Linked DNA regions of Homo sapiens: region 2 is linked to region 1. Evidence: chromatin loops called from intact Hi-C (ENCODE). Cell type or tissue: heart left ventricle. All regions are shown on one strand. Each heading gives the region's core, and the rest is flanking DNA. Links, peaks and the distances in the headings are about the cores only.

The links. Hi-C counts contacts between places; a loop is a spot of excess contacts. Peaks named below come from ENCODE experiments on the same cell type or tissue, not always from the same donor. Only the 100,000 strongest peaks of a DNase experiment are listed, where the experiment ranks them.
Region 2: it touches region 1 in a loop (5-fold over the local background); 31 of 110 quality-filtered maps call a loop at or near these places.

The regions. Positions count from the first base shown.
Region 1 is chr13:43,889,971-43,900,961 of GRCh38, forward strand. It overlaps LACC1 (laccase domain containing 1), which reads left to right. Exons shown (of 7, transcript NM_153218.4): 6 at 144-304; 7 at 1,479-3,962. The coding sequence ends at 303. Among named protein-coding and RNA genes, the nearest start is that of LACC1, 16 kb to the left of the region's middle. In heart left ventricle, for the core only: a CTCF peak has its summit at 4,680 (motif pointing right); no DNase peak of the experiment used is centred there.
Region 2 is chr13:44,445,741-44,456,731 of GRCh38, forward strand. The region is part of intron 1 of TSC22D1 (TSC22 domain family member 1); the gene reads right to left. It overlaps LOC124903167 (a long non-coding RNA gene), which reads left to right. Exons shown (of 4, transcript XR_007063778.1): 2 at 5,678-5,763; 3 at 6,896-7,087. Among named protein-coding and RNA genes, the nearest start is that of TUSC8, 45 kb to the left of the region's middle. RefSeq lists enhancers at 6,275-6,776, 6,777-7,276. In heart left ventricle, for the core only: no CTCF peak of the experiment used is centred there; a DNase peak (open chromatin) is centred at 6,893.

The sequences.
Region 1 (10,991 bases), core at 1,445-9,444:
TCTGTAAGTGAATAACAATATACATTGTTCTAGGTACATCTTTCCTGGAACTTTTTCATGCCAACATCCATACTTTTTTTCATATTGCTTTGGCTATTGGGAAAATAAACTCTTGCTCTCTTTTGAAAAATATTTTTCCTAAGGATTCTTCTAGAACAGGGAGGAATTCTTCCACAGAATATTCAGGACCAGAACCAAGATCTCAACCTCTGTACATCTTGCCATCCTGACAAGTTTTTCTCCCATGTCCGAGATGGCCTTAATTTTGGTACACAGATTGGCTTCATATCAATTAAAGAATGAGGTACAGTAGGTTTTCTCTCCTCTCTCCGTTTTTCCTCTCTTTCATCCCTCTCTCCACTTCTCCCTCCCTTTCTCTTTCTTCCTCTTTTAGCCTATTCCTCCCCTTATTTAAAAAAAAAAAGTTAATTATGTTAAACTTTACTCCTTTATTCCTACAGGGAGAATGATGTTTCTACTTTTTTAGTGATGTAATAGTGGTAGCAACGTTCATTTCCAATAACACTCTATTATGAAGAGCAGCCACTCCTTTTCCTAGTTAATGAAGAATAATTAGGCAGGCTTATGTTAAAAGTATAAAAATAAAACAATTTAATCTTTAAAAAGGTATGTAAGTATTTCCTTTCTCTCTACTATGTACTTGATATCTGTACATTCCCTATCCTCACATCCTTATAACTTTCATGTTATTTTTGAAAACAAATCTTTGCATAAACATTCTGAATTCTAGAATCATAAGAAATTCTCACAAAGAAACTAGCTTGATTTTCAACTAGATTTCCAAATGATTATCTGCAGTTGGAGTTGCCCAAATTTTTATTTTAAAATGACAGTAAGTAGTTTAGACTTTGTGGGACATACAGTATATCTCAGCTACTCAGCTTCGCCATTGTAGAGGTAGAGCAACAAGAGATACTGACAACATAGAGATGAATGAATATGTCCGTGTTCCAATAAAACTTTGTTTACAAAAATCAGGCGAGGGAGCCAGGCACAGTGGCCCTGCTCCTGTAGTCCCAGCTCCTCGGGAGGCTGAGGTGGGAGGACTGCTTTAGGCCAGGAGTTTGAGTACAGCATGGATAACATAAACCCTGTCTGTAAACAGTAAAATAAACAGGTAAGGGGCCAGATTTGGCCTATAGGCTATAGTACACTGACACATGATCTAAAGTCATACAGCAAGACTGAGTGTAATTTTCTTAAAATAGTATTTATTAGAGATGGTTTTGTTGGAATTATACAAAAATATTTCATGGCACTGATTTAGCACTGCCCCTATAAGATATGTGTAATTTTCCCTAAGGTTACTTCTAGCTGAATTAATATTATTTTTTACTCTTTACAATGTTTTTAGCTCTTTAACTTACAGAAAAACTTTAATAGACTTCATGACTCTTACCTTGATATTCTAATAACACCAGTAAGCGTCTCATATTTGATTTCTATGTATTTTACAGATACTTGACTGGATTTTTGTATAACTGCTTCCTGCCTCCTTCCAAACTGACTGCAAGAGAGAAATTTAGCTGTTTGATTTACTTAAAACCAAATGGATTACAATGGATAATTCATCTTTTGGGTATATTTTTACTATTATTCAAAGCCAAATGATTTTCATTTAATTGTAATAATAACTGACAAAAATCAGTATGTTGTAGCTAATATGTTTTATGCATGAGAATTATTCTTAAAGTTTGTTCTCCCTGTTTATTACACAGATCAGGAATAGATTTGTTCAGTTCAGTATTTATTGGATACCCTCTATTGGTCAGGCATTGTGTTAAGCATATGTGAATCAAAATGAACACAACTTTTTCCTTTGAGTCTGATACAGTGAAGGAGATAAACACTTCTACAACTTAAATTTAATTTTAATAGCAGTAGAAGAGAACATAAGGAATAGAGGTTAATTTTACCCAGAAGCAGGATAGAGAAAATATTACAGAGAAAATCACATATCACATGGGCTCGAAAGATGTAGAGGTTTTTGACAAATGAAGAACAACCATAACAGGTAGAGGGAACACCATGAACCAGGGCATGAAACTGAAAGTGCATAACATATTCTAGAGAGAGAAGGGTGTGGGCATGAGTTAGGGCTGGAAAAACAGGTTGGAAACAGATAAGTAAGGGTCTCAAATGCAATGTCAAAGAGCTTGCAGTTTATTTTCCAGGCAATGAGTAGGCAGCCAAAAAAAAAAAAGTAAGGATGTTTTTTTTTTTTTTCCCATGGCATCATATTTAAGAGGATGGATTTAAATTGTGTGAGACCAAAGCATAGAGACTAGATAAGAGGCGATCAAAATATTTCAAAAAGAAATAATGAAGATCCAATGAAGGAAGTGGAAATTAAAATAGGGAAGAGAGTAGATGGATTAGAGAGACATTTAAGAGATGGAATCAATAGATCCTGTTACTAGATAATGGAAGTAAGAGGTGAGGAAGAGTGGAAAAGTCATTAATGACTCTAAGATTTCTGCTTGGCTGCTTACCAAGATTGGCAACAAAGGGAGGGAGAAGGTTTGGAAAAAGAGAGAAGGATAATGAGTTTGACTTTACATAGAATGAAGGGCATCCAGATAGAAATCTTTGGTTAATAATTAGAAATATAGACCTAGAAATTAGGAGGAAACCTGAGACAGAGACAAATATTTCAAAGCTTACAATACAGAGATGATACCTGATTCTATTGGAGCAGGTTTGATCATCTAGGCAGAAATTAGGATGAGAAAAAAGGAGATCCAATAATACAACCTTATAGTCACAGAAGTAAGAAAAAAAGGGTAGTTGTTTTGAAGAAGCCAGGATAGGTGTGGAAAGTACTCAAAAAGAAATCTTCAGGGATAAAATAAAGTGATAATTTAAAAGAAATCAATGGATTAAACATATTGAAACTGTTCTATAGGCAGTGGTCATTGAGTCAGCTTTCAGTGCATTAGGAAGAAGATGCATAGGTGTCAACTCTTTTCTGACAGCATTTACTAGAGAAGAGAAAAAGCTGGGGACTACATCTTCAAGGAAGGGACTTTTTTTGGATGAGCAGTTTTGAGTGTGTTTGTCAGTTAAAGAGAGGAATTAGGTTAGTTTTCATTTGGGAAAAATTGTATATATATTTAATGTAAGTTATCACATTGCATCTTAAAAATATTCTTATTTAATACATATATTTCCTACATGTATATGTGGTAGCATGATAGCAAATAACATTTGTTTGGTATTTCCAAAGGACTTTCATGTACATTGCCTCATTTTACCTTTACAGCTACTCTGAAATACACAGGCATTATCCCTTTTATTCAGCTGAGAAAACTGAGCTTCATTGAGGTGGAGGTCAAAAATCACAAAATTTGTGATGAATTAAGATTTGAACATATGTTTTGTGACTCCAGTTTTCCTTTCAGATTTTAAAATTAATTAAAGGGATCTTCATTATACTTTTATTGTTAACTTTTTGTTAACATAATTTATTCATACATTCAGTGAAAATTTTGTTGAGGTACTGGGACAGGTTAAAAAATACAGTTGTAGCCCTCAGGATATTTAATATCCAGTGAAAAGTGACAGTCAGTAAACCAACAATCTCAATACTTTGATATATGTTGTGAGGTTGTGATAACCGATTCTTGTTTAGTTTAATTCTATATCTCCCTTAGACCAGTGTTAAATTTAAATAAAACACCTCATTTTTTCCAATTCAGGGAAGGCACTAAACATAAAGCATAGGATAGAAATGTTGAACTCATCCAAAATATTATTTTGTTTAATGAAAATGATGAAGATTAAGGAATACTTCCATGTATTGAGTAAGGTTGATAATTTTCTAATTCTTCACTGTGCATTATTTTGTTTGAAGTTGGTAAATTTGGAGTATCCTGCAGACACATTTTGCTTTATGTACTACAACATTCTACAACCAAATAAAAATTATTTTGATTATCTGATTTTGGATTATCTCTGCCAAAGTATATAATGAAAGGTTGTCTCCTTGCTGCTTTACTGAATGAAAAGTGTTGATTTAGTAACTCCAAACTATCAGGTTATTAAATAATCATCTTATTGTGTCTACAAGATAGCTGTCACTCTCACATATTTGTATGTAGGTTTCTAGGACTTTTGGGGTACAACAACAAAGATTTCTAGTAAGTTTTGTTTTTGTTTTTAATTTTATTTTAAATTTATAAATAACAATGGTACCTATTCATGAGATACATAATAATGTTTCCATTCATATAATGTACAGTGATCTGACCAAGGTAATTAGCATATCTATCATTTCGAACATTTTTCTTTGTGTTACGAACATTTAATATGTTCCTTCCAGCTATTTCAAACTATATAATATACTATTGTTAACTATAGTTATCCTACAGTGGTATAGAACACTAGAACTTATTCCTCTTAAAGTTTTGTTTTTAATCTAAGCACTGCTACTAACTGCACATAGGAAATATTGATTGCTATTTTATTAATAAGGGGAATTAAGTTTGTAAGTCAAATAAACATTAATGAAATACCTTTTTGAAAATACTATCAAACTAAAACTTACTGGGCCATTTATCCAACTGTAATTTTAAATTGTGAAAAATAGCACAGTGGCCAAATATGCTATACCCCAGTGCTTTATAAAACAAATAAGATGACCTTACCACTAGGAGGTGGTATTTCAACAAGTAGCTCTACTATTATTTCTTGGTATAAAGTTGAACTAATCTTTTTTTTTTTTGAAAAAAATCAACTTTATTTTTTCTAGGTTTAAAAAAATAGAACCAGCTATTAATTTTTGTTGAGAAAATGCATCTTTTGGTGTTCACATCTAAATTTCTGAAAAGGTGATCTGGTTACTAAAATCATCCCAAATACATTCATAAACCAGATCCACGTGTGACCAGCCCTTTACAAAAATTAATTACAGTTGCCACAGCCTTTACATTCATTCTTATCACACGTTACAACATGCAGATAACACAAAGAAAGGTCAACAAGCTGAAGTAAACATTACAGCATCAGGAAAATGAAAACCCATCTGTATAAAATAAATACAATTTTGTAATAACTGTAAAGAAAATGAAAGCACTTAATAAAAATAATGGCAGTTGAATGTATAACTGTCTCATCTCCCAATCATAAAATAAGTTACTGTAAAATGCATAGACTCCTTACACTTAAAGAATTTGTGCATCACAGTCATGTGAAGTTGAACTAATCTTAAACTCTGTATTTTCTTGTGGAATAAAAAGGGAGGGGAGGACGCATTTAAAGTTAGTGAATGTATTGCTCTTACTTTAGGTATAACGTGGTAGTTCAAGTAGATAAAAGCATTTAGGAACCCTCACCCACTTCTATCTCACTCCTACAGAATCTCTAGTAATTGCTTTTCTGTAAGTAGATTTTTGGGAGAAACTCAGAGAAGCTTATTCTATGTAACATGACAAAACAGAAATAATATCTATATATTCAGCAGCTGGAAGGAAAGATAACAGTGACATACGAGTTATATGCTTTTATATCTCAAAGTGGGATTTGATATTTATTTTTACTTGATTGTCCTAGAGTTATACTTCCAATGTATCCATCTTACTTTTTGTGTGAACTCTTAGAGAATGCTACCAATCTATGAAAGTTCAGCACTTTAAAGAAAGCATTACTCAGTTATTGTGTGTTATCGTGTTTGTATGCATGAGTCTTTGTGTATGTGCTAAATGGCAAATAAGAAATATGTGTGTTAAATATGACACATAGCCTTTTTGCCCTAGCTAATATAAATTAACACACACATAACACATTGGATGCAGTAGAATAATAGATTTCTCTCTATAGATTTTTTAATAAATTATGCAGTAAAGAATGGAAAGCATGGTCCATATGCTTACTGGATGTGTTTGTGTGAACCCTGATCTAGGGCACGTGCATTTCCATTGTAGGCAGTGTTTTTAAAGTTTACTTGTGATTTCAAAGATTGCCATAAGCAATGCATTGTTCTGTGCTAGGTCATTGCTTAATGAAGAAAAAAGAAATCTGCCAGTACTGCTTTTTCCAGATTAACACGTTTGGTTTGAAGTCACAGTGATTACATGTCAACTGTGTTGAGACAAACTTTTCATACTCTCCTTAGATGCATTTTTGTAGAGAAAGAAATGCTTACATCACATTCCCCATGTCCTTTTGCCAAGCGCCTGAGGTGAGCTATGTCTCTGCTGTATTTGGAGCAGACTTTTTGTTTTATTTAATTCTCAGAAGGTTGAGGTGTCCAGTTACTACATTTTGTTAAACAAAATTTCCAGCAGACACTATAGCTCAAAATACCACATTCCTTTCTAACCAAAAACAAAACAAAAGACAAAAAAGGGGAGTAAAGGGAGTACTCTCATTTCATGAGAAACATTTGTAGAAAAGAGATTTGTTCATGGTAACAATTGGGTTTTTAATACCCTTCATTTTCAGAATTCTGCATCACACGCTGCTTCAGTTTACATCTCACCATGCTTTCCTGTTCCTTACGTTTTTAAAGCTCATGTTTTAAGGTTGTATTTTCTTTCTTTTGTTGTTGTTTTGTTTTGTTTTGTTTTGTTTTTGAGACGGAGTCTCGCTCTGTTGTCCAGGCTGGAGTGCAGTGGCGCGGGCTCTCGGCTCACTGCAAGCTCCGCCTCCCGGGGTTCACGCCATTCTCCTGCCTCAGCCTCGCCAGTAGCTGGGACTACAGGCGCCCGCTACCACGCCCAGCTAATTTTTTGTATTTTTAGTAGAGACGGGGTTTCACTTGTAAGCCAGGATGGTCTCGATCTCCTGACCTCATGATACACCCCCCTCGGCCTCCCAAAGTGCTGGGATTACAGGCGTGAGCCACCGCTCCCGGCCAAGATTGTATTTTCTTATCCCTCCCATCAGCCTCGTTTTCATACTTGATATTTCATATTTACAAGGTACCTTCATTCCTTTGGTTTTCTACTTTTCAATACATATCCAGATTTGGCTAATAGAGTTATCTGTTTGACATATCCTGTGTCCCCTCAAATATATCCTCCAAACTTAACTCATCATCTTCTCTCCAAAACCTGCTCCCATCCTGTCTTCTGTCTCAGAGAATGAAATCATTATTCATGCAGTTGCCCAGCCAGAAACCCTGGAGTGTTTCTGAATGCCTCCCTTTCCGTCTCCCCTTCCCTTCCCACACTACTGACTGTATGTCTACCATGTGTTCCCATGTCTCTCAACTTTCACAGACATTCAGGTCATCATCTCTCACCTGTATCATTAGAGCAGCCTTCTGACTAGTCTTTCCTTATTGAATCCCTTCTTACAGTATCATTATTGATTGTTTTAAAATGCAAATCTGGTCATATTACATCTCTCAAAAAATTTTTATGGCTTTCCCACTGCCTCCAAGGTAAAGACCTACTCACTAAAATGTATAAGTGCTGTCATCCTCTTGCCCCTGCATACTTCTTTAATTTCTACCACTCCCCATGCTGTAGCCATTCTGTACTTTTTTCATTTCCTAGAGTATGCCATTAAGCTAGGCCAGACCAAATAGGTTGGTTGGCATTCAAAGACTGACTAGAACTCAGATTTTTGTTTAGGATTATCTTCACTTAGGCTTTCTACTAAATTAGCAAATAGGAAGTAGCAAGGACATCTACAATATAAACATTTACGTAAATAATTACAACACTCTAGTGTCTCCCTAGTTTCTCATGGAGATATGGCCAAAATTCAGTTGTCAATGTCATATATATATATATGTGTGTGTGTATATATATATATGTATATATATGTGTATATATGTATATATATGTATGTGTATATGTGTGTGTGTGTGTATATATATATATGTATATATATATACACACACACACATATATATAGCGAGTACCATGCCAGATTGTACATGGAAGCTCAGTAGCTTTTGTTCCATGGGCAGTGTGAGGGGCCATACTAATGCTCAAAGGTCTACCTTCTACTGTATAAAGAAAGTTTTACTATATTGAAAAGCGTGCACAATATTTTTTTCTGTGTTATTGGGTCAACAGCAGTTCTCACCATGATCACCATCATCTTCCACAGCTATGTTTTCTCTTGCTTCTTGGCTTTGTACACATTGCTGGCTCTTCGTACACATTGCATACACACGGCATTTGTCAATGTCGCCTCTCTTGAATAACTCTTAACTATCCTTTAAGACTCAGATCTGGGGTCTTCTCTTCCAGAATATTTTCTTCGTTGTTTGCCTCATTAGCAACCATCCTGAGCATCATTTTTTATGGTCCTCAGTGAACTTATTTTTAAATGTTGGTCTGTTTAATTGTCTACTACTAAATATAGGCTCCATCAGAATAAGGAGCATATCTTACTTATCTTCATATTTTTAGTACCTAGCAAAGATATTATCACATTATAATAATCTAATATCTATAGGAGAAAAAAGGGAAAGAGGGAAGTGTATTATTCCTTTCTCACACTGCAATAAAGAACTACCTGAGGCTGGGCACGGTGGCTCACACCTGTAATCCCAGCACTTTGGGAGGCCGAGGCAGGCAGATCATGAGGTAAAGAGATCAAGAGCATCCTGGCCAACATGGTGAAACCCTGTCTTTACTAAAAATACAAAAATTAGCTGGGCATGGTGGTGCGCACGTGTAGTCCCAGCTACTTGGGAGGCTGAGGCAGGAGAATCCCTTGAACCCGGGAGGCGGAGGTTGCAGTGAGCCAAGATGGTGCCACTGCACTCCAGCCTGGGCAGCAGAGCAAGACTCCATTTCAAAAAAAAAAAAAAAAGAACTACCTGAGCAATTTATGAACTACTGGGTAATTTATGAAGAAAAGAAGTTCAATTGCCTCACAGTTCAATAGGCTTAACAAGAAGCATGACTGGGAGGTCTCAGGAAACTTACAATCATGGTGGAAGGTGAAGGGGAAGCAAGCACCTGTTTTCACATGGCAGCAGGAAAGAGAGAATGGGAAGGGGGAAGTGCCCACACTTTTAAACCATCAGATATCATGAGAACTCAATCACCAGAACAGCAAGGGGGAAATCCACTCCCATGATCTAATCACCTCTCACCAAGCCCCTTCTCTGACATGTGGGGATTACGATTCAATATGGGATTTGGGTGGGGACACAGCCAAACCATATCAGAGGGGAAAGAATCCTTAAATAATCTAATACAAGGTCTGGAAGGATAAATAAATCATATTTTGGAGTGTTTGTGTTTTATTGATTTTCACAAGGTTCATTTCTATTTCCAGTGTTTAGTTGAATTTATTTAAATAATAATGACATATCAAAATCACTAAAGAAAGAATGCATATAATAGAAATCTGTTTTAAGACATTTGGCCATATTTCCTTATCCATCATTAGAATTTCCTGTTTCCAACTTGTATAGCAACATAAACTTTAAAATACTGCTTTAGGACAAAAAATGCTGGTGAGGATGTGGAGAAAGGGGCACTGTTATACACTGGTGGCGGGAATGTAAATTAATACAGCCATTATGGAAAACAGTATTGAAGTTCCTCAAAAACCTAAAATAGAACTACCATATGATCCAGCAATCCTACTATTGGGTATATATTTAAAGGAAAGTAAATAAGTATGTTGAAAGGCACTCCCACGTTTTTTGCAACACTATTCACAATAGGCAAGATATAGAATCAACCTAAGTGTCCATCAACAGATGAATGGATAAGGAAAATGTAGCATATATACATAATAGAATACTACTCAGCTGCAAAAAAGAATGAAATCCTGTCATTTATGGCAACATGGACGAGCTTAGAGGACATTATGTTAGGTAAAATAAGCCAGGCACAGAAAGATAAATACTACACATTCTCACTCACGTGTGAAAGCTAAAAAAAAAAGAAAAAATAATGATCTCATAGAAGTAGAGAGTAGAGTGGAGGTTACTAAAGGCAGGGAAGGGTAGAAGTTTTGGAGGGATAATAAGAGGTTGGATAACATAAAATTACAGCTAGATAGGAGGTATATAAGCTAGTTTTCTACAGTGCTGTAGGGTGACTATAACAATTTATTGTATATTTTCAAATAGCTTGACAAGCAGATTTTAAACGTTTCCAACACGAAGACCTTATAAATGTTTGAGGTATTGAATATGCTAATTACCCTGATTTGGTCATTACACATTGTACACATGTATCAAAATATCATACTGTGCCCCATACAAAGGTATTATGTGTCAATTAAAAATAATAAAAGCAAAAAAATTTTAAAAAGAAAAAATACTGCTTGAAGATACATGTCTCCTGTGGGAATCATGTATGTTAAAAGCTAATATTTATTTTTAAAAGCTAATTCTTTCCACTCCTGTAATAATATATGTTTAGTATTTATCTTATAGCATACCCTATCCATGCCTTTAGTGAAACAAATGCAAACTATTTAATCAATGCTCTATGACAGTTACCCAGAGAGTGAAGACCAAACGTAGATCTTTTCCACAAAAATTCCAACTTTTCTATAGTTTTGTTGATATTTGATAGTAAAATAGTCAAATGGTTTTTTGTGTTTTTTTTTTCTCTCAGTAGTCTCTATTTTTAGAGTAGTTCTCAACCTTGGCTATATAATAGAATCACCTGTTAAGCTTTAGGAACCCTGATGTCTAAGCCACATGCCAGACCAATTAAATCAGAATCTGGGGTAGGACAACATCAAGGCTTTTAAAGCTTCCTGAAGGATTCTAATGTATAACCAATTTTGAGGACCCCTTCTCACTAGGTACTTTTATATCTTCAATGTTTAGTTGCATTTATTAAAATAATATATATTTAAAGTGCTGCAGGCTGGGTGCAGTGGCTTACACCTGTAATCCCAGCACTTTGGGAGGACGAGATGGACGGATCACCTGAGGTCTAGAGTTCGACACCAGTCTGGCCAACATGGCGATACCCCATCTCTACTAAAAATACAAAAATTAGCCCAGCACGGTGGCGTGCCTGTAGCCCCAGTTATTC
Region 2 (10,991 bases), core at 2,085-10,084, 560 kb after region 1:
ATATGGATGGTAAATAAGCGCCTGGAAAAAATGCTGAATGCTATTAATTGTTAGAGAAATGCAAATTAAAACCATAATGATATACCACTACACACCTATCAGAATAGCTAAAATATAGTTTAAATTTTAAACCTGAAAATACAAAATGCTGAAAAGGCAGAAAAATTGGAACACATATATTGATGGTGGGAATGAAAAATGGTACAACCACTTTGCAGAACAGTTTTGCAGTTATTTATAAAGTTAGACACAGAGTTTCCATAAAAACCAGTAATCCCAATTCAAGTTATTTATCCAAGAAAATTGAAAACATGTTACCACAAAAATTTGGACATGAACGCTTAAGAGATCCAAACTGGAAACAAACCAAATGTCACTCAACTGGAGAAAAGATAAACAAACCATGGTACATCTAGACAATGCAATAATACTCAGCAATACAAAGAAACAAACTACTGATACACATAACAACCTGAATGAATCTCAAATATATTATGGTAAGAGAAACAAGCCACACTTAAAGACTGCAAACCATATGATTCCATTTATGAGACATTCTAGAGTAGGTAAAACTATAGAGACAAAAACCAGATCAGAAGTTCCCAGAAACTTGGGGTAGGGGAGGGAGGGGAGATTGTTATGGGTGATGGAACTATCTCATATCTAAACTGTAGTGGTGTTATGCCCACTGTTTTTCAAAACATGTAGAACTCAAAGATGGGAGCAATAAACACTGGAGACTCCAGAAGTGGGGAGGGAGGGGAGCCAGGGCTGAAAGGCTACCTATGAGGTACCTCGTTCACCACTTGGGCAACGGGATTATTAGAACCCCAAGACTCAGCATCACATAACATACCCATATTACAAACCTGTGCCTGTATGCCCTGAATCAAAACAAACAACACTATTGCTGTACACTAAAAAGGCAAACTTTACTATATGTAATTTACATCTTAAAAAATGAAAAGATGACTGCCCCTAAATAGCAGACTGGGAAGAATGAAAAAAAAAAAAGAAGAAGAAGAAGAGGAAGAAGAGGAAGAAGAGGAGGAGGAGGAGGAAAAGGAGGAGGAAGAGGAGGAGGAAGAAGAGGAGGAGGAAGAAGAAGAAGAGGAAAAGAAGAAGAAAAAGAAACATATTTTTAAATTTCTATCTAATCTTTATATTTTCATTATCATTTTTTATTGTAGTAAAAAACACATAAAATTTACATTAACCATTTTTAAATGTATAGCTCAGTAGTGTTAAGCATATGGTTACTATTGTGAAAAAGATCTTCAGAACTTTTTCATGTGCAGATCTGAAACTATCCATTAAATAACTTCCCATTTCCCCCTTCTCCTGCCCCTAGTAACTGCCACTCTAATTTCTATTTCTATGAATTCGGCTACTTTAGATACCTATACTTTTTTTTTTTTTTTAAATTAGAGACAGTGTCTCGCCATGTTGCCCAGGCTGATCTCGAACTCCTGGGCTCAGGCAGTCCTCCCACCTTAGCCTTCCAAAGTGTTGAGATTATAGGCGTGAGCCACCATGCCCAGCCTACATGTAGTATTTTGATTTAAAACATTTTAAACTAAAAGAAAAAAGGGAACAAAAACTATTTTAAAAGATATAATGCAAGGACTTAAATATATTCATTGAGGAGACCTAAAAATGCCTATTTTATAACTAATTGTTCTATCATTATATAAAATGCATTACTAGGCTTGAATTTTTTAACTATAATTTTGCTCTGTTCTTAGAACTGTTGAGTTTGTTGGTGATTAATCATTCCTAAATCTCATATTAGCGTTAAAAGATTTGTAAAAATTAAATACTTGCTTTAAGTGTGAGAATTTTAAAAGTCTTAAAATGCTAATAGATTTAAATATAATCTTTTATTTATATACACCTATATATAACACATGTATTTACCCTCTGTAAATACATTTTTTCTGTATTTTTCTCTCTCTAAACATTTATAATTACTTTTAAATTGTTACAATTCTAGAAACAATTTTAAGTTTTCCCATGGCTGTCTTCACCTTATTTAGCATAACTACTAATTCCAAAAGAATATCTATAATGCTAAGAAGACCCAATGCCTTTTCTTTTTTTTTTTTTTTTTTTTAAGATGGTAAGGGAGACTTTAAGAGGAACTACTGCAATGGGAGAGAGAGATGGGGCTCAACTCCTCTCAATGCCCTTCAGCAACAGGACTCAAATGGTTAACATTCTTATTTTACTTTTTATCTTCATGAAAATAATAAGCATTTCAAACCCAAATTTCTTCATAAATTACCACTTCTGCTTAATAGTGGTAGATTATGAAAATCTGGAGCCACAGACAAAAAAGGAATCACAGATTTAGAAGCCAAATGATATTCTATATAAAACATCTGAAGAAGTGACAAGTTGTCCTGATTATGATTTTCTATTTCGAGAACCTCATGCAAGTGAGGTTCTTGCATGAAGTGAAAAATGAATATTATTTCTTTTACTTTTGCACAGCTATGAAAAATAGATGCTTTGAGCACTTTTTAAAAATAACTAGTTACTTTAAGCTAATTTTCCTGTTAAATTCCAGAAGAAAACAACGATAAGCAGTCCTAAAAGACCTGGTAGGAACTAGACTAACCAACTAACCATTTTTCTATGCATACAGAGCCACTTAGGGTCATTAGAGGCAGTCTCTTGGTGACTCTAAAACAATCAGATGAAGCTCAATTACACAGTTGTATTTACAACGGTAAAGATAAATTTAAGGATATTACCTAGCTCCAGAATGTCTAATGTAGTACAGGCCTAGGTAAGCATTAACACATTGGCAAAGTTGACTCTGTGTGCTGGGGACACAGTGTGTTTACATAATAAATACCTCTGCTTCGATCAAGGGACACATTTCTACATTATGGCCTCCATGGGCAGCAGCTCTGTGACATAAATGAGGTCTGAGGGTTTCTTTAACCCTCTGATCTATTCAGAATTATAAAGCAAAATGGACCTTGGAGATCATTTAATTTTCTTATTCTCTAGGTTTAGAAATGGAGGCTCAAAGGCATTAGGTGCTTTGTCCAGGGTCTACCTCATCAACTGTTGGATGGAGCATAGAACCAAATGCTGATTCAATATAGTGTGCCCTAGAAGTGCACACCAGAAATTCTAGATCCGTGTGTGTGTGTGTGTGTGTGTGTAAGATGTTAGACCTGGAAGAATAAAGGGACCATAAAGTGAAATGCCCTTCTGCTGATCTCAACGGAGCCACAGTATTCATTGAAAGCCACCCATTTTACAGATTAAGAAACAAGCTGGGAGGCTGTGTGGAAACCACAGCCAGAGACCCATGCTGCATGTGAGTCAGGCAGCCTGGCTGCAGGGTTTCTGGGCCTAGTCTAGAGTGGAGCTGGTGAGCTCTTGGTGAGAACTGGCCCTCCACAGCTTCCTTTCTGAGGCTGGGCAGGCTGACAGGGGCACTCAGATCAGTCCCAGTGCCAGTGAGGTCTACAGTTTGAGAAGGTGCTCTCCAGGCACTGGGACAAGGTCCCGACAGAGAAAGGGGCTCACCACAGACACAGAGCCACACTTGCTGACGGACACATTACTTAGTGAATGTGCCTAAAGAAGATTTTCAAATTGTCCTTTCATTAGCCCTGACAGTTCCTTGCAAAGCCCTCAAGAGCTGTGAGAAGACGAGTTAGAGGAAGTCCAAGGGGATCAAAGAAAATGATGCTCACTTGTAAAGAAGGCAGGCAGGCTGCGTCCCCAAGGCTTGTGGCCAGGAATAGGAGAAATGGCTTTAGCGGCAATCACTTTAAGAACTTCTGTGGTGTCCCAATATACCCCAAGGATTTTTACTCTAGGTGGTCATCAGCTTGGATCTCCTTCCATATCATCTTAGTGTGATTCTGACATTGCCACATTCTCCTATCCATGATTAAATAAGGGTAAGAAGACAATGCGATGAAAATAATAAAGTGCTGAGTGGGGCCAATGAAGTGGGAAATAAAAATTTACAATGAGAATGAGGGTCACTTTTTAGCATTTAAACCTGCTGCCAACTACTGTAAAAGAAATGGTCAACATAATACATCTTAGCTAGAAAGATATAAACTAGAATTTAAAAACTTTCTATACATTAGCTCTTCAGCCATTTGATTTACTCGCATTTATTTAACAGTGAGCACCCATGAAAGGCCAGGAACTTTAGGCTTGGCACCACAGTTATCAAGATGAGTAAGACACAATCCTTGCTTTTAGTGACTTGGGGGCAGTTGCAGGGGGCAAGGGGAGAAAGACGTATGATATTTTGTATAATTTGAGTGTATATAAAAAATGATGGTTAGCAGAAAGCAGCCTGGGAGTGTTTCTGAGGGCAGAAGACTTACCCTCTGGGTGTTGAAAAACAAATAAGAGTTGTCCAGTTAGACTACAAGGTACAAAGAGAATGAGAACACTCCATGAAAAAGGAAGGGCCAGGCAAAAGCCAGGGTCATGAAGCAGCATGCTGAGTTTGGACACCTCTCAGTAGTTGAGTGTGGCTATGGAATAGGAGGTTGGAGTTTAGCAGTGGGAGTGAAGAGAAAGGCAGTAGAAGGAAAAAAGTTTAAGACAGGCTGGGGCCTCACAGGCCATGTGATGGGAGACTGGACTTTAGTCTGAGGGCAATGAAGGTCCACATAATAGGGTTTAAAGGGGGCAAATGATGCAATGGGATTTGTGTTTTGGCAAGGTCACTCTGACCACAATGTATAAGACTACAAGAGATGGAACTGGGGGTAAAAGGAAGGAAATAATGAGGGCCAAAACCAAGGAGCAAAGGGGAGACAGAGAGAAAAGTGGGATGGATTCAAAGACATTGCAACATAGAACTGACCGAACTGGCTTGTGTGAGGTAAGGGAGGCAGGATGACTCACAGGTTTCTGGATTATGTGAACAGGTGGAAGGTGATGCCATTAGCCAGAATAAGGCTGTAGGCTAAGGGGAGTAAACTGGTTCTGGGGTATAACATTGATAGGCCTTACTAGGCAGTGGGAAATACGGTTTTGGAACTCAGGTGGGGTTGGGCATAAGAAAATACTGGCATAAGAAAAGTTGTTAGGTTAGCAGTAAGTCTCCTTGGGAGTGGATGAGATTACCTCAGAAATCCATATAGGCAAGAGATGGTGGAGCTGGGCGGCCACACACACTGGGGCAGCCGTTTGGCATAGCAAAGACACCTGAGTTTTCTGTGGATCTAGTGGACACTACAGAAGGTGGCTAGGCTTGAGGCACTTGCAAGAACCTTGAATGGGAGAGTAGCCTCTACCCAACAAGGAGACCAAGACAGAGAAAGTGATTTAACTGTGGAGGGAGCGGGGAAATGAAGAGATCAGGTCAGCTCTCCAATGCCAGGCACCCTAAGGTGCCAGCAAAGAGCCAGCAACTGCGTCCTTTGAGAAAGCTCATGTGGATGGCAGCCTCACGAAATGAGCCAATGGACAGTCCGTTAGACAGAAACAGACAGACGGCAGCTGCAACCGTGACAGAAGCGGGACACTGCAACAGTCAGCACAGAGACTCTGCCCCTCGGTTCTTCCTTCCCACCTCCATGCTAGCGCACTGCTACTGCCAAGAGGGAGGGACGCGTGTGAGAGCCAAAAACAGCCTCCACTCCAAGGCGCCAGTAACAGACTGGGTTCTTTTTTTCCTTTTCAGGGAAAGAGTGGGCAGAGAAGAGAGAGCTTTGATTCTGACATGAGAGTCAAATTTCAAAATGCAAAGAACGAAGTGTTTAAAAAATGGTAAGTGACTGTTTAAATGACCAAAATTAACTGGAAAGCGATGGAAATGGGTCGACATGCTAGTAAGGAAGCCTGCTACCAGAGTGAAAGGGTGATTCAACTGAGCACAATTAATAGCAGTTATTAGGAGAAATAAAAACAAACCATGACATGCATATTTCTCACCAATGAATTGAGACTTTAAGCAAATGGCTCTGGAGGGGATCCAGAAGAATGCGGCATGAAGCCACACGCTGAGGATCAACTGTGAGATGAGGCCATATCATGTCAGGGGCTGAGCAGACCCCAGTGAGCTATAGGGGGCACAGCCCCTTACCTGTGGGGCTGTTGGGGCCACTGCATGCCCGTATCTATCCCACCGATCACCAATAGGACATCCGCCATGGCTGACCGAGGAGAGGACTGCAAACTCACCAAGGGCTCCCTGGCAAGGACACCCCTGTCCTTTCCCACTTTTGCGCTCCCAGCCCCACATCAGGGACTTGTTCAGTCAGGAAAGCAGGCAGGGGACAGATATAGATGGAAACAATCCAGGTCCTCTCATGTCAATTCCAAATTGCTAGAGACACAAGCTTAGTCCGACTTGACAGAAGAGGAGAACTTTGAACAAAACACGATATAAAGCTATCAAATAACAGAACTAAGCCTTAAGAACCCAAATGAGGTTAAGTAACGAGAAGTAACTAACAAGTCATGGAACTAAATAAAGTGAGATGTTGTAAGGCAACCCCAATGTATAGCAAAAAGGAGTGGCAGAGTTGGTGGCAACTACTCGAAAAAGGAAACTGCCGCACACTCATACCCCAGTTAATCTTTACTACTCTGAGGCGGTAGGTACCATTCTTTTCTTCATTTTAAAGTTAAAAAGTCTGCTTGAAGTTTATGGCCTCCTCTGTGCCCGCCCACCTGCCTAATGTGTGGATGACACCCTACAGTGGGCACGAGGGTGAGGGCAATCATATTTGCCAGTGCTCCCAGAGCCCGAGCACAGGGAGCCTGGGCCTCTGCGCCTCACAGGGCCCCATGCCACCACTGTCCTCATGGCCTGGCTGGGCTACTCATGGGGAAGGGTGAGTATGTCTTACAAAGTAACTTGGCTACACTCTAGGGACGTCTGCTTGCCTTCTGACAGCCTGGTGATGCCCCCCCAGTACCGCCAGCTGCTGAGTGACCATGGGCCACTATCCATAGGCTACACCCAGGGAGCTGGGAACAGCCAGGAGCCCCAGTGAAGAGTTGGGGAGAGATCAACCCTGCCTACGTGGAGTAAGAACAGAATAAAGAGACTAAATCGAGGCATTATTCACTCTAGAAAGCTGGTAAGGTAAGTGCTTGGCTAAAACCGAACAGAGTGCCATATCCTTGCTGCTTTTGGCTTTAAAGGTTTTCCATCTTTTTACAAGATGAGAAGTTACAGTTCACCTCCCCTGTTTCGATGAAACTCTTGTTTTCAAAATGCTAACAGGTTGGTTTTTCCTCCCATGTTTCACCTGGCTCTGAACTACAGTCTCACAGATTGAAAAAAGATTTTGCAGTTAATTAGAATTTACATTTTCAGTAGTTAGGAATTACCCAAGTTATTTTTTAAGCATTGATTTAAAAGGTGCATGTAAAGTTATCTCAGCAAACTAGTTTGCCTCTAAGATACCAGTGTCTCCCTTTAACCTTCTCCTTTGAATATGTTTCTGTGCCCCAAACTGTTCTGTTAAGCTAATACAACCATAAGGATTTTGTTTCAATGCATACTAACAGCGCACTTAGTAGCCACTCCTCGTTTCTGCTTAATATAACTTTTTTGCATAAACATATGCATGACTATTAGTGCACTGAAGTCAATTTTTAAAATGCACAAGTTATAAATACAGCAGAATAACCTACCAAACTTAACAAGGAACACCCAAAATTTTCAAACTATCAGTAGATTTCGGTTATGCATACTTTAAGTTGATCAAAACTGGAAGAAAATAACTGTTTATATCTTTATATGTATTTATTACTTGATGCAATAAAGCTTATTTTCATTAACACAAACAAATCTGATAGTGGTCAGACAACTTACCCAAGGAGACATATGTTTAACAAATGGCAGAGCCAAGATCCAAACTCAAGTCAGTCGGCTTTGGTACAGGGCATGACTCAATAATCTAGCAGAACCAAAAAGTGGGCTATTTCTAGACACCCCAGAAATACGCAGTTCAATTAATTTAGTAAAAAACTGACACCTGTCCTTAAAATAGTAAATGTTACTTCTAGTCATCATGGCTAGACACCTTCAGACAATTTATATCTAAAATATACAGATTTATCAGAGTATTACACGTATGTTTCTAATAAGAAATGCTCCTAATTGAAGATGCTTCAATTTTACTTAATGATTTTGCATTGGTTTGAAGGTAAAGTTAAAACATAAAGGATTAATTTAGTCTGGTGTAGAGGGAATGAATTCCTTTGTTTCATTACCCAAATTAAATACTACATATATTTAAAAATTCAGTTGCATTATTTTGAATAAAACAAGATGTTTTACAAAGGCCATTAAAATGATGTTGGTGACAAAGCATAAGTTCCATCACCTATTACGTAACCCAAGTTAGGGTAATGCTGCACAAACACATAAAACTGAATACCTCAAATACATATTGCTAGTAAAAACAGAGTTAATTCTAAAAAAACTTTGGCTTTAATACATTAGATTGGGGGAGGGGGACAGCAGGGGAAGACCAGTTATGTTATATGAAGAGATTTTCTTTAAAACCAAGTTTCTTACCTAATCAGGATAACTAAATTAAATGAGTGATTAACCTGTTTTAACACTGAGGTATGCTTGGAACAGAAAGTATTTTTTTAATGAAGTATTTACATTATGTAAACATATATAACAACATCTATGTAAGTTAGGAAGTATAACGGTAGAACAAACACCCACAAACTGCCCCCCGCTAAACTAAGAACGTTATCAACACCACTGAAACTCTTATGCTCCTCCTCATCCTCTACTCCCACACCAGGGGCAATTCTTCTCCAGCCTGAAATCATTCCCATTTAATTAGTTACTATATTTACTATGTTTAGTTACTATGTTTATTGGCTTCCTTCCTCCACTAAAACATACTAGACAAAGGCAGAAGTTTTGTTTACTAATACTTGATTAGACTTACTACTTGTCAGTCCCTATTCTACACGTTATGTATATTACCTCATTTAATCCTTTAAATAACCACCTCATCTAGGTACCATTATTATTCCCATTCATATAGAGGAGGAAACCAAGGCGCAAAGGAGTTATGTGACTTGATAAGGTCATACTCATCACCACTATGAAAAGCAAAAAATACTTCTGCACTCTTATCATAACAGATGCTGTCATGTTTTAGTAATCTTCAGTCCCTTGAAAGACTGGTTATCACTGGAAATAGTTTTTTTTTAAAATAATAAAAATTCAACAAATATATATTGAGCACCCATTTTGTGTCAGGAACTGTTCTAGGCACAGGGGATTCAGTATGAACAAAATGGACAAAAGTCTCTGTCTTCCTGAAACTTACATTCAACTGGGGCTGAAAAAGTAAACAAGACAAATAAGTACATATACAGTATGTGAGATAAGGACAAGTACCCAGGAGACAAATTAAAGAACAGAAGCAGGGATATGAAAGATCAGAGAGGATGAAATTTTAGCTAGCTTTCAAAGAAGGACTCCCTGAGAAAATGAGTTTTGAGTAAAGACCTAAGAGAGATGATGGGATTAGTCATGGAAGAACTCTTCCAGCAGGGAGAACAGCAAGGGGAAATGCTGTATTCAAGAGACCCAACAAAGTCAAGACAGCATGATGCATCATAGGACTGCGCAGTAACCAATGTATGATACAAGAGATCTCTCTCACTTTTGCTATCTTGGTTTTCTGAAAGACTCTTTTTTAAAGAAACATGCTTACTGAGACCATCATTATGGTACACGGTGCATTTAAGAAACACTGTTCTGCACTTAATAGCAATAGGTATTACATGCCACTTTATATTCTAAACTAGTTTCTTCAAGAATTATTTTGGGATGCTTTTCACTTTCCAATAAAAACTTTCCCTGTCTGGAAGTACAAATAAGTCAGGTCCTCCTGTAGAATCATCTGTCTACAAAATTTAAGCACTAGATATGCAATGATAGCTCTTTTTTGAGTCTTGCTTTGGATAGTTTCAAGAAGCCATGAGAATTAATCGCATAGGGAATCTATTACAGAGCCTTTTAAAGCTACTTCTGACTAAGCATGGTGCACCGAACACACTCATTTATCTTTATTTCTACCTCACACCACTAAAGAGATGAGAACCCAGTTTTAAATGCATAAGGATAGAGTAAATATAAAAGAGACGTCAATTTCAATAGTTTTTCAAAGCTGGAAAAAAGACGGTAATTCATCAAGTTGAAACCTGAGCAAGCCGTAAAGAAAGTCCAAAGACCATTGATATGCAGTAAAGAACTCAATACTCAAAAAGTACAAGGTGCAGACAACATAAGTCTGTATAAGACAGACCCAATCTTACTCAACTGAATAACTGAGCAATTGTATCTGGAATTGGTTCCTTCCCGTGGGTTGTTGGTCTCGCTGACTTAAAGAATAAAGCCGTGGACCCTCGCAGTGAGTGTTACAGCTCAGCTCATAAAGGTAGTGCAGACCCAAAAAGTGAGCAGCAGCAAGATTTATCGCTAACAGTAAAACAACAAAGCTTCCACGGCGGAGAAGAAGACCCGAGCGGGTTGCTGCTGCTGGCTGGAGTAGCCAGCTTTTATTCCCTTATTTGGCCCTGCCCACATCCTGCTGATTGGTCCATTTTACAGAGCACTGATTGGTCCATTTTACAGAGTACCGATTGGTCTGTTTTTACAGAGTGCTGATTGGTGCGTTTACAAACCTTTAGCTAGACACAGAGCGCTGATTGGTCCATTTTTACAGAGTGCTGATTGGTGCGTTTACAAACCTTTAGCTAGACACAGAGCACTGATTGGTGCGTTTCCAATCCTTTACCTAGACAGAAAAGTTCTCCAAGTCCCCACCCGACCCAGAAGCCCAGCCGGCTTCACCTTTCACAATGACTAACAATTCTCTAGTATAGCCAACACTCAGTCAAAAGGAACCTAGAGGAAACAGAGACAGTGTAGGGAACTGAAGAAACTTGTAAAATCCTAAAAGATTACATGGATAAAATAAGAGGAGGACAACATTCAGAACACT